Linked DNA regions of Homo sapiens: all the other regions are linked to region 3. Evidence: chromatin contacts called from ENCODE Hi-C or POLR2A ChIA-PET data. All regions are on one chromosome and are shown on one strand. The core of a region is the stretch at or near the end of the contact, and the rest is flanking DNA. Distances in the headings are between cores, read along the strand shown.

Region 1 (3,517 bases), core at 278-2,777, 290 kb after region 3:
ATGAGGGCAAGCAGAGGTGGGGAGGAAAAAGGGCCTTAACTAAATGTCATGGTCCCACCCATGAGTCCCTCTGCAGAGGAAGAGAAGGGAACTCTATTTCCAGGCAGAGGCAAAATGAGTACTGGCCTAGAGGCCTAGGTAATAAGGATGATTCCGTTCGGCTTGTCGGCTGCCAGGTGAGCCTTCCACCTCTGGCCTCCCAGGTGAGTGACAGTGTCAAGGCAAAATCCTTTGACTATTAGCCGCCAAGACTAAACTATGCGGTCAAGACCGACTCTCCCAAATGTGGGCTGTTTGTCTAATTCAGAGCCAAGGCGATATCAAAGATGCCACTGTGCCCACTGAATGAGGAACACAGGGACCGTCCCCCCAATACAGAAACATCTCTGCTTCCTGAAATGCCATCACTACCAATTCATTCTTTCAGGCTTGGTTTCCAGTTCAAATGCAGGTACCTCTGAGCTCGGTGGAAGCTTTAAGGCTGCATTTACACCTTTAGATCTTTTCCTAAGGAGCAGCTGTTGATGTGGGAGAAGGTGGAAAAGGCCCAAATAAATGAGGCCAGTGGGGTGAAGCGGTAGGCTGAGGGGGCCGTTCTCAGCTTGGGGAGGGGAAGCTGCAGCCTCTGTCGGAGCCTGAAGTCAAGCTTCATTTAAGTTGGGGAGATGTGTGGGCAAAAATCTGCGGCCTTTTCGTATCGATGGATCGGGTCCTTTCCCCACACCAAGCACTTTCTTCTCGGGGCTTGGGTCACACAGACAAAAACACCTTTAAAAGGGTCTCTCTCTTCCTAAGCCAGCCTAAGCAAAAGTTTCCAAATTGGAGGACGGTGGAAATGGTTAGGACTCATCTCTCTGGAGAGCTTTTCATTCCTTTCCTCCAAATCCTTTGCTGCATTCCACCTCCTCGCCCGGTCCAATCCGGAAAGCCTCTCGGACCAGGGCTGCGGACCACAAAACTGCATCTTGCAGGGCGGTAACCCCAAGAGAACGTGAAAAGCATTGGGGCTGCACTCTGGGGGCCATAGAGGTGGCCCACCGCCCCGAGGGGTCCCCAGGTGATCGACAAGGGGGCCGTCCCTACTCCAGGGCCCCGAGTCCAGGCAGCAGGGCGGCGTCGGGCCGCGGCTCCCCCACCCCACCCCCGTCCGGTCTCCCGGTTCCCCGGCCCCGCCCGGCTCTTACTTGCGGTAGGCGGCGAGCTGCACGGCGCTGCAGGGGAAGAGGCGCAGGCACGCCACCGCGTTCCCCTTCCACAGGGCCCGGAGCCCCTCTGCCCGCCACACCCGGTGCCCTGTGGCCCACGGTCCCCGGGCGTGGCCTCGCACGACGCCAACCTGGGCCAGCACGGTGGCGAGCTCCAGGGGCGCGGTGAGGCTGAGGCTGAGCGTCCCCGCCAGCCCAGCGCACAGCAGCCTTTGGCCGCCTGTCAGTCGGCCGTCCCGCCTCCACGTAGCCATCGAGCCCCGACCCGGGCCCGGAAGACCGCGTGGCTCGGGCCTGGGGCTCTCCGGCCACGGGCGGAGGTGGCGGGCCCCAGGCCCCGCCCGGCATGGGGCGGGCCCGCGTGAGGGACGGGAAGCCCCGTCTACGCCCTAGCCTGGCCCGAGGCTGGTCGGGGGTGGGGCGCGAGGGCCTGGAGGGTCCGGGGTCCGAGGCCGCGGATATCATGGGCATAGTCTCCCCAGTTGGCAAGGCTCGAGTAGCGACTTTCAGTTGCGAAACAGTTACTGTTCTCTCAAGGCCCAGCCTGCTAGACATCTTGCTTCCTAAATGTTCAGTGCGCCCCCGCCGCCCCTCCCTGCCTCTCCTCTGGTTTGCCCCTTTTCTCCCTTTCACGTGCCACTTCTCTGTCTTCCTCCCCTGGCGCTTCCCTCCTCCTCCTCTTGCCTCCAACCCATTTTTTTTTCCTGCCTAACCAAAAAGCCTTGATGGTTTCCCAGTGCAGAAGGTAAAAAATTCTAACAACCACAGTTGCTATCTCTCAGGCACTTGTCAAGTACTGGGCTTTACAGACGTTCTCATGTAATCCTCAAAACGGCCCTAAGTACGTATGTCCTCATTGACAGAGGCTGTGTGGGTGTGGGGACTTGAATCTGGACTCTTGAACCTGTGTAAGATTCTTGGCTCTGCAGCTTACCAGCTGTGGGACCTTGGGGAAGTCACTCAACCTCTCTGTGTGTCAGTTGCTTTATAAAACAGAGATTATAATTTTTTCCTCCTAGGGGTTGTTGTAAGGATTAATGAACAATGACTGGTATGGGTAAGCAGTTTATATGTGTTAGTTCTGATTAGGTATTCATTTACAGGAGAGGAAACCAAGACACAGAGAGGACTTGCTCAGGCTCACACAGCTACCTACAAAGCAGAGACCGGTTTGAAATCTAGGGCGGTTTATGTCAGTTTCCACTAACGGCTACACTATATGTCTACTAGGACTGCAGAGTTAACTCCAGTAGGGACATTTTCAGTGGTTCTGTAAGCTAAGAGAACAATAGAGGCAAAGAATGGCTAAGAGAGGCTTGGCCAGAATCCGAGGATTCTTTAATCAGTTCAAAAATTTCAGAATTTCAGAATTTCTTTCTGTCTCTTTTTTTTCTAAAAAAGCCATGTCACTAATAATTACAAGGAAAGGAACTGTCAGCAGTCTGTTGGTGTGAGCAAGATGTTCCGGGTACATAGTTGTTTTTAGGCTTGTATAGTTATTTACATTTACTAACACACAATGCTATAGGAACGTTTTCTAAAAGGCATTGCAGGGTTTCTCCTTTTTTATTTTTCACTGTCAATCTCACTTGAGTATGACATTACAAGGTTTTGACTGTGAGAACTTGTTCTAGTTGCAGAAGCCATACTCTGCTCTCAACAATTGGGGAATGCTTATTTTCATGTTTTGTGAATTCTTCTGTCTTGTTGTAAGCTAATTTGATGGCTGGGGGAAGCTTGAGAAAGATGTATGACTCTGAAGACCGGAGGACCCCGACTTTAAAAGGGCTTGAATTGGAATTTGGGGATTACAATAAGGAAACCTTCGGGTACTGGTACTTCCTAAAGCCCTTTGTTGGATAACGGGACAAGATTCTAAAGCTCTTTCAGGAAGTTCGTGGGTCTGGAACATTTCATGTGATAACCCCATTGTATGGAGATTGGGTCAGCCAAGTTATGTTTTTTTTTTTTTTGAGACAGAGTCTCGCTCTGTCGCCCAGGGTGAAGTGCAGTGGCATGGTCTTGGCTCACTGTAACCTCTGCCTCCTAGGTTCAAGCGATTCTCCTGCCTCAGCCTCCTAAGTAGCTGGGACTACAGGCATGTGCCACCATACCCAACTAATTTTTTTGTATTTTCAGTAGAGATGGGGTTCGCCATGTTGGCCAGGCTGGTCTCGAATTCCTGACCTCAGATGATCCACCTGCCTCGGCCTCCCAAAGTGCCGAAATTACAGGCATGAGCCACCGCGCCTGGCCTATTTTAACCTTGAAAGTAAAATGTATGGCCGGGCGCGGTGGCTCACGCCTATAAT
Region 2 (3,482 bases), core at 827-3,326, 340 kb before region 3:
GTGAGAGGCGATTAGATCATAGGGGCAGATTTCCCCTCTAGTTTTGTTCTAATGATAGTGAGTAATCATGACATCTGGCTGTTTAAAAGTGTAGCATCGGCTGGGCATGCCCTCAGCCTCCCAAGTGTCTGGGATTACAGGCACTTGCCACCATGCCCCGCTAATTTTTGTATTTTTAGTAGAGATGGGGTTTTACCATGTTGGCCAGGTTGGTCTTGAACTCCTGACCTCGTGATCTGCCCACCTTGGCCTCCCAAAGTGCTGGGATTACAGGCATGAGCCACTGTGCCCAGCCTAGTCTCTAGCTTTTAACTGGATCTCAGCTCTGGGCAGAGCCCACGCTGAATCCTGGATCTCCAAAAGATAGAATTATCATGATTCTAGACCATGTGATGCATTTGCACTGCACTTTGTTACAAAGACTTTCCTCTAAGTGTCTAAAGTATACCTTTTCTTATCTTAAACACCCGAAGAGTAGCCTCTGTTGTAATAACTTAGTCCAAAAATCAGGTAACACAGTACAAAAGCAAGCAGTTTAAGATCTGAGAGGAACTTGTCTGTTTAGACTCTTGGGGTTCCATAAGGAAAAACAGATGTTTCTCCTCAAAAAGGACTCTAGTGCCTTCTCTGTTTTATTTAAGGAATTACAGGCTGTTAGAAACTATTTTGGGTCCCTCATGCAGCAGAGGGGAACAAGAGAAAGGAGAGATAGGCAGAAGTAAATGGAGAAAACAGAATTCATTTGACTGACTGAGAAGGAAAAAACCTTTTTCTCAAAAAACAAGGTACTAGGAGAGAAAAAAAAAACAGGCCAGGCACGGTGGCTTACGCCTGTAATCCCAGCATTTTGGGAGGCTGAGGAAGGCAGATTACCTGAGGTTGTCGGGAGTTTGAGACCAGCCTGACCAACATGGAGAAATCCCATCTCTACTAAAAATACAAAATTAACTGGGTGTGGTGTCGTATGCCTGTAATCCCAGCTATTTGGGAGGCCGAGGCAGGAGAATTGCTTGAACCCGGGAGGTAGAGGTTGCAGTGAGCCAAGATCGCACCATTGCACTCCAGCCTGGGCAACAAGAGTGAAACTCCTTCTCAAACAAACAAAACAAAACAAAAAACCATAAAGGCCTTTTAAATATACACACACACACACACATCGTGGATATTAGCTTTTAATTAAACTGACTTTTAGCCACTAAGCTCTTAAAAAATTCTTCTAAATCTCACTACCCTATTTTAGCTGGAACAAATTGCTGATATTTCAAAAATAACACAAATATCAAACCAGAAAGAACTTGATTTAGGAACCAAACCCAGGCTGTTGTGGTGGAAAAAAGGGCAAAACCTTAGCTACAGAACTGCAGTGTGGAGCACAGTTTGGCTTGGCTAGCAAAAGGTGGCCTTGTTATGTAAATAAAGCCCCTCAGGTAGTCAAAATCTTTCTTTTTTCCTGTTGATGGCTGTTTATCCTTTTCCCTTTTCCCCCCCAGCTGCAGGAATTTACCCAATGCAGAGGCGTTGTTCCTCACCATTTGTAACTTTCCTTCACATTTGATATAGTTGGGTAGAGTTAGTCAAATCCAATGGGAAAAAGACCAAAACAACAAAACAAACAAATAAATGAAAAAACAGTTTGGCAAAACAAACAAATGATCATACTATGTATACAATTCCTGAGCACTCTAATGGTAAGGAGAAATTAAGAGCTGCTGGTTGTTAATCTTAACTTTAGGTCATTAAGGAGAATTTTCAAGATAAAACCCCAATTCAGCTACTTACCTAGGAATGGAGTCCAGGCTCAACACTGCTCTCTACCAGCCTATAAGCAGGAAAAAAACTCCAACTCGCCTTCCCTGTTGGAATTGAGCTGAAACTCCAGAAAGGAGTTGCCTGCCCTCCATCATCATGGAAGCAGGAAAACTCACCTTCCTTGTTGAAAGTGAGTAAAACTCCAGAAAAGGAGTTGTACAGCAAAAAAAAACCTTAGATATCGACCAAATTTGGGGAGATCAGGGTGAGGGAAGAGACGGACCCTCTCATATTGTTTTATATTGTTTTATACTCAGTACCTGTTTTAAGAAAAAAACAAGGAAGTGAAACCAAGGGCAGGCAGCCAGGCACCAGACCCAAAACCAGAACTGAAACCAGGCCTGGGCCTGCCTGGCCTAAACCTAGTAGTTAAAAATCAACTCATGACTTAGCAACCGATGTTATCCATAGATTCCAGACATTGTATGGAAGAACGCTGTGAAACTCCCTGCTCTGTTCTGTTTCACTCTGACTACCGGTGCATGAAGCCCCTGTCACATACCCCCTAGATTGCTCAATCAATCACGACCCTTTCATGTGAAATCTTTAGTGTTATGAGCCCTTAAAAAGGACAGAAACTGTGCACTCGAGGAGCTCGGATTTTAAGACAGTAGCTTGCCGATGCTCCCAGCTGAATAAAGCCCTTCCTTCTACAACTCAGTGTCTGAAAGATTTTGTCTGCAGCTCGTCCTGCTACAAGGGATTGTCTGGAGGGGGGAAGTTCCCAGGCCTCAGCAAATCTGCCTATTGATTTGAGCAATAAAGATATCTCAAGCTGGTACCAAGCAGTAATAGAAGATTTGTCAAAGGTCAGGGGCACCTCCACTCAGAATCCCTTGGTGGTTACCAATTTGTAAACCAAAAAGTATCTGAGCTAGGTCTCAATTAACTTGGAAATTTTATTTTACCAAGGTTAAGAACATGCATCTGGAAGGCAGGTCTATGCCTTTTTCCAAAGAAGATTTTGTGGACTTCAGTATTTAAAGGCAAAAGGGCAGATATTGGGGGAAAAGGAAAAAAAATTAAAGGTGTGGGTAGATAACAGACAAATGGTTGCATTATTTTGAGTGTTTGATAAACCTTTCACTGAATACACAGTTTACATGTGAGAGAAGGGTAGAGGAATAGTTACTTATGCCTTTGTCAGCTCAGTGAATCTGCATTTTTACATTAGGAAAGCAATCAGATATGCATCTGTCTCAGATGAACAGAAGGATGACTTTGAGTTCTGTTCTTTGTCTAGAACCTGTGAAGATAAGCTATCAATTTACATTGTCAGGGTAAAATTCAACAGAACCATTTTAAGGTAAACATCTTGGGGCTCAAAAGGAATGTCCCAGTGGACAAATTGTGAGACATGTATGTAGCTTTTTTTTTTGTTTGTAGCTATCTTATTTAAGAATAAAATGGGAGGTAGGTTTGCCTGATGCAGTTCCCAGCTTGACTTTTCCCTTTGGCTTAATGATTTTGGAGTCCTGAGATTTATTTTCCTTTTACAAGACATTACCATTCCAAAAGAATGAATATGGGAGGCATAAAGTGGTTTCTTGTCCCAAGTAAGTTCAAAATTTAGCATGGCAGGGCCAGGTGTGGTGGCTCACGCCTATAATCCCAGCACTTTGTGATGCTGAGGTGAGTGGATCACTTGAGGTCAGGAGTTCGAGACCAGCCTG
Region 3 (3,504 bases), core at 492-2,991:
TCTCTTCTTTCTTCTCCCCGCCCCCCTCGCACGCATCCAAGTTCTCTGCCCTCAGCTTAATAGAGTGCCTCCTGACTGCGAGGCCCTGCACTCGGCCCTGGGATGCGTTTGCTGAGTCCTTGTTCTCCAGGCGCACAGGGTACATACATAAAGGGCTTCCCGAGAGAGTGTGAGAAGCTCCATCCAGCAGGTGGAACCAAGTGCCAGGCATGCTCTTCTTTGGCTACTCCATTTTCTTGTCTTCCCTGACTTCTCCGAGACCAGGGCCTCTGGATCGAGTCCCTTCTTCCTCTCTCTCCCTGGTTCCTTCTTTTCTTTTTCCCTCTCTCCTGCCTCCTCCTCAGCTGCTCCAGCCTTGGGCCTTTACGGGGTCATCTTCCATGCTCCATTGGGGCCCCCTCTTGGGCCCGGGTTTCCTCCATAGCCTTGTCATCCCCTCCCCCATCTGGGGTCCCTCTGGCGGGCCCAGGTCTCTCTCCCACACCAGGGAACCTGCCCTTTTGAGGAGTGGAATGTACTGTCCCTCCCGCTGGGGCCTCGGGCATGCCAAATCTGCCAGCGTGCTCCAGTGACAGGGAGCTAGCAAGAGGCCAGTCCCAAGAGAGAGGGGAGGGCGCCAAGGCCGGAGAAGTGGAGAGGTGCCCACGAGAGAGGACCCGCGGAGGTGGGCCACGGGGATAAGGAGGGCGGGCGGGCGCACCCCTGCCTTCGGAAGTTCTCTCCTCTGCGCCCTATTGGCCGCCTTGTCCCGGGCTGAATGAGGGTCAAGGAGAAATCAGGGGGCGGGACAGAGTGACTGGAGGCCGCTCCCCGTCACCCGCCCCTCCATTTCGCTCCATAGAGCTGAGAACCTTCATCTCCAGCCCTTCCTCTGGTACTAGAAGGGGTGGGTGGTCTTGCTGAGCGTCTAGGGCTGGGTCGGAGAGAGGAGGCGTGGGTTCCGTCTGTACTAGGTACCCAAAGGTGGTGAGCTTGGCTCCACGAAATTACAGCCCACAGCACCCAAGGCTTGGAAACCCCAGGGCAGAAGCAGCGTCTCAAGACCTCTAGCCTCGGACCCCACATGCCACAGCTCAGCTCAGTTGCCGGGCTGCAGTGCGGCTCCCCCCACGGGCCCCCTTTCTAAGCTCTACTGTGGAGCGGCAGGTGCCGCAGGCCTCCCCGGTACCTCGGCCGCAGCTGCGCTCCCGGGCCATGGAGGGAGGGAGACACGACAGTGGGGCATCGAGACTCCAGCGGCCAAGGCGCACCCATCTAAGCACCTTGGGATCTCGGTGGAAAGGAAGGGGGGTAACGGGGGCCGGGAGGAGAACTGCAGAGCTCGGCCGCTGAGCAGAGTATGGGAGGGGGGAGGGGCGGGGGCTCCCTTCCAGCCTTCGGGGTCTGGGGACTTAGGGATGTAAAGGAGAGCAGGGGGGTGTGACAATTCAGCAGAGGTCGGGACGTACCACGGAGCCAAGTGGCGGGGGGGGCAGAGGACGTGGTCACCGAGGGGAGCCCCCGCCCCCCTTCGTAGAAGCCTATGGCTGGGGTTGCAGGAAGAACTGGAACTGGTCTGGCCATAGGGGGAAGCGGCGCGTTAAATCCGCCCCCTCTCCATACCCTACTTTCAAGGGGTGGGCGGTAGAGGGGAGGTTGGGGTTGGAGCAGCGGCGAGGGGGCCCCTCCCTTGCACCTCCCCCCACCGGACTTGGTCGCGCCCGAAGTGTAACACTTTCTCTTTGTCGGAGGAGCTCCTCTGTTTCCTGTGCAGTAGCTCCCGTTGCGGCGGCACCCGTGGCAGCCCTGGCGGACGCAGGAGCGATGGCAGCGACCGATATAGCTCGCCAGGTGGTAAGTGCAGAGCTTGGGTGCCAGGGCCGGGGCCGAGGGCCTGGTGAGGGTCAAGGAGACCTGGCCGCCGCCGCCACATCGCGAGGAGGGCAGTGGGCAGCATCCAGGAGCCAAGGGCACGGTGGGACTTCTGCTCCCGGGGTCAGCAGCTCAGTCCCTCAGCCTGTCCCGGAAAACGGTGGTGGCGCGCGGGGGGCGGGGGGCGGCAGGGGGGCAGGCAAAACCTGCGGGCCGGCGGCTGAACTTGCATTGCCCAAGAGCCGCAGTGAGCGCCACCGCCTCCCTCGCTGCAGCTGCGGCCCCACGGCTGGGGCGTTGCCGAATGAATGGCCGTAGGAGCCGCCGAGCCCTCCGGGTCCCTGGCACCCTGGCCTTGCCGCGCCCCTGCGCACGGCTGCCCGTTGTGACCCGGGACCGCACAGGCAAAGAGGCGCGGGGCTGGGGTTAGCCTGGGGCAGAAGGCGGTGAGTGGCGAGGGGGGCGGGGAGGTGACTGGCTGGGATAGGGTTTCTCTATATGCATTACATATGTGACTGCGTCTGTGTGTGTATCGGTGTGCGCGTATGTGTGCACGCGCGCGCGCTCGTGTCTTCCCGGGCGGGCGGCGGCGGCGCCGGGGTTCTGTCTGTGACCCAAAGAAGTCCGCGTGTTTCTCTGAGTGTGCTCACCTCTGTGGTGTGTGTCCGAACGCCTCTCTGTCTGCTTGTGCTGTGTGCCTCTGGGTCTCATTTGTGCGTCAGTGTGGGGTGCAGTTGGCTGGCCTGTAGGTGGCTGGCTGCGTATTTTGGCATGTTTTGGAGCGGGCCTCTGAGGATCTGTCTCGGGTGCATGTTCAGTGTAACTGGGCTTGTGTGCCAAAACCTGTGGAGCTGGCTTCTTTCTATGGAGACTCAGGAAAATAAGTGTGAGACTCGCAAAAGCGGTGCCGTCTCTTTTTTTGTTGGCGACCGACTCTGGGAAAAAAAAAATCTTCATTTAAAGAACTGAAGTTTTCCAGCCTGGGATGTGCAGAGAAACCATGTTGAAGTGACCTGAGGCTCCATGTTTGTTTTTTAAACCAGAAGTTTGGTTGCAAAGGGCGATGAATTCCATTTGGGGGGGACACCCTAGCTATTCTATTCATCCATGGGTATCTGGGACTTTAATAAGCCCACCAGCACCCCGAGGTGAGGAAGGAGTGGGAGACAGAGGTAGGTCAAATCCCATGACACCACATACTACTTGACGAAAATCTCTGAACCACATAAAAATGTTTTTCAACCTTGTAGCTTACTTATTTAGGAAAATAGTTCATGCAATGCAACTACAGTACAAAAAAAAAGCCTCTAGGTATTTGGTGTAATTGAAATTGATTTTACAAAATCTGAAGCCAGAATCTGATAATATTTTCTCTACAGAATATGTATTAATGTCTCTTTTGTCCCTGTTTGGAAGGGCAGGATCATTTCTTCGGAACCTCCTCCACCCCCTGCACACCCTAGCACAGAGCACTTTATGCAGTCATGTTGTGGAAGGACCAGGAGTAGACAGGGGACATTCTCTGTGATGATGCAATTTGAGAGAATTTTCTTCCCCCAAGATTGGCACTCTCGTTGTTTATTGCTTTAGTGTTTTGAGGGCTCCCTCTTTTCTGCTGTGGCTTTTCTGCTCCTGGTTACCTGCATTTCAGAG

The links. Hi-C counts contacts between places; a loop is a spot of excess contacts on that map. ChIA-PET counts read pairs that join two places held with the same protein, here RNA polymerase II (POLR2A). Pooled maps may share reads with other maps.
Region 1: a pooled map shows a loop between it and region 3 (3-fold over the local background). The contact joins the promoter of SLC25A43 here to the promoter of SEPTIN6 in region 3. A Hi-C loop is called at or near these places in 2 of 50 pooled maps. POLR2A ChIA-PET finds 5 or more read pairs at or near these places in 2 of 52 experiments (H1 and activated B cell).
Region 2: a loop to region 3 is called in a map with no recorded cell type, with 4 times the contacts of the local background. The contact joins the promoter of RHOXF1-AS1 here to the promoter of SEPTIN6 in region 3. A Hi-C loop is called at or near these places in 1 of 37 single-sample maps with no recorded cell type.

Annotation. Positions count from the first base shown.
Region 1 is chrX:119,397,346-119,400,862 of GRCh38, reverse strand. SLC25A43 (solute carrier family 25 member 43) reads right to left here and starts at 1,527. Exons shown (of 5, transcript NM_145305.3): 1 at 1,185-1,527. The coding sequence starts at 1,459. RefSeq lists a silencer at 1,004-1,663.
Region 2 is chrX:120,034,830-120,038,311 of GRCh38, reverse strand. It overlaps RHOXF1-AS1 (RHOXF1 antisense RNA 1), which reads right to left and starts at 2,076. Exons shown (of 5, transcript NR_131238.1): 1 at 1,780-2,076.
Region 3 is chrX:119,691,405-119,694,908 of GRCh38, reverse strand. It overlaps SEPTIN6 (septin 6), which reads left to right and starts at 1,741. Exons shown (of 11, transcript NM_145799.4): 1 at 1,741-1,833. The coding sequence starts at 1,804. RefSeq lists silencers at 1,498-1,547, 2,058-2,187 and enhancers at 1,728-1,857, 2,678-2,727.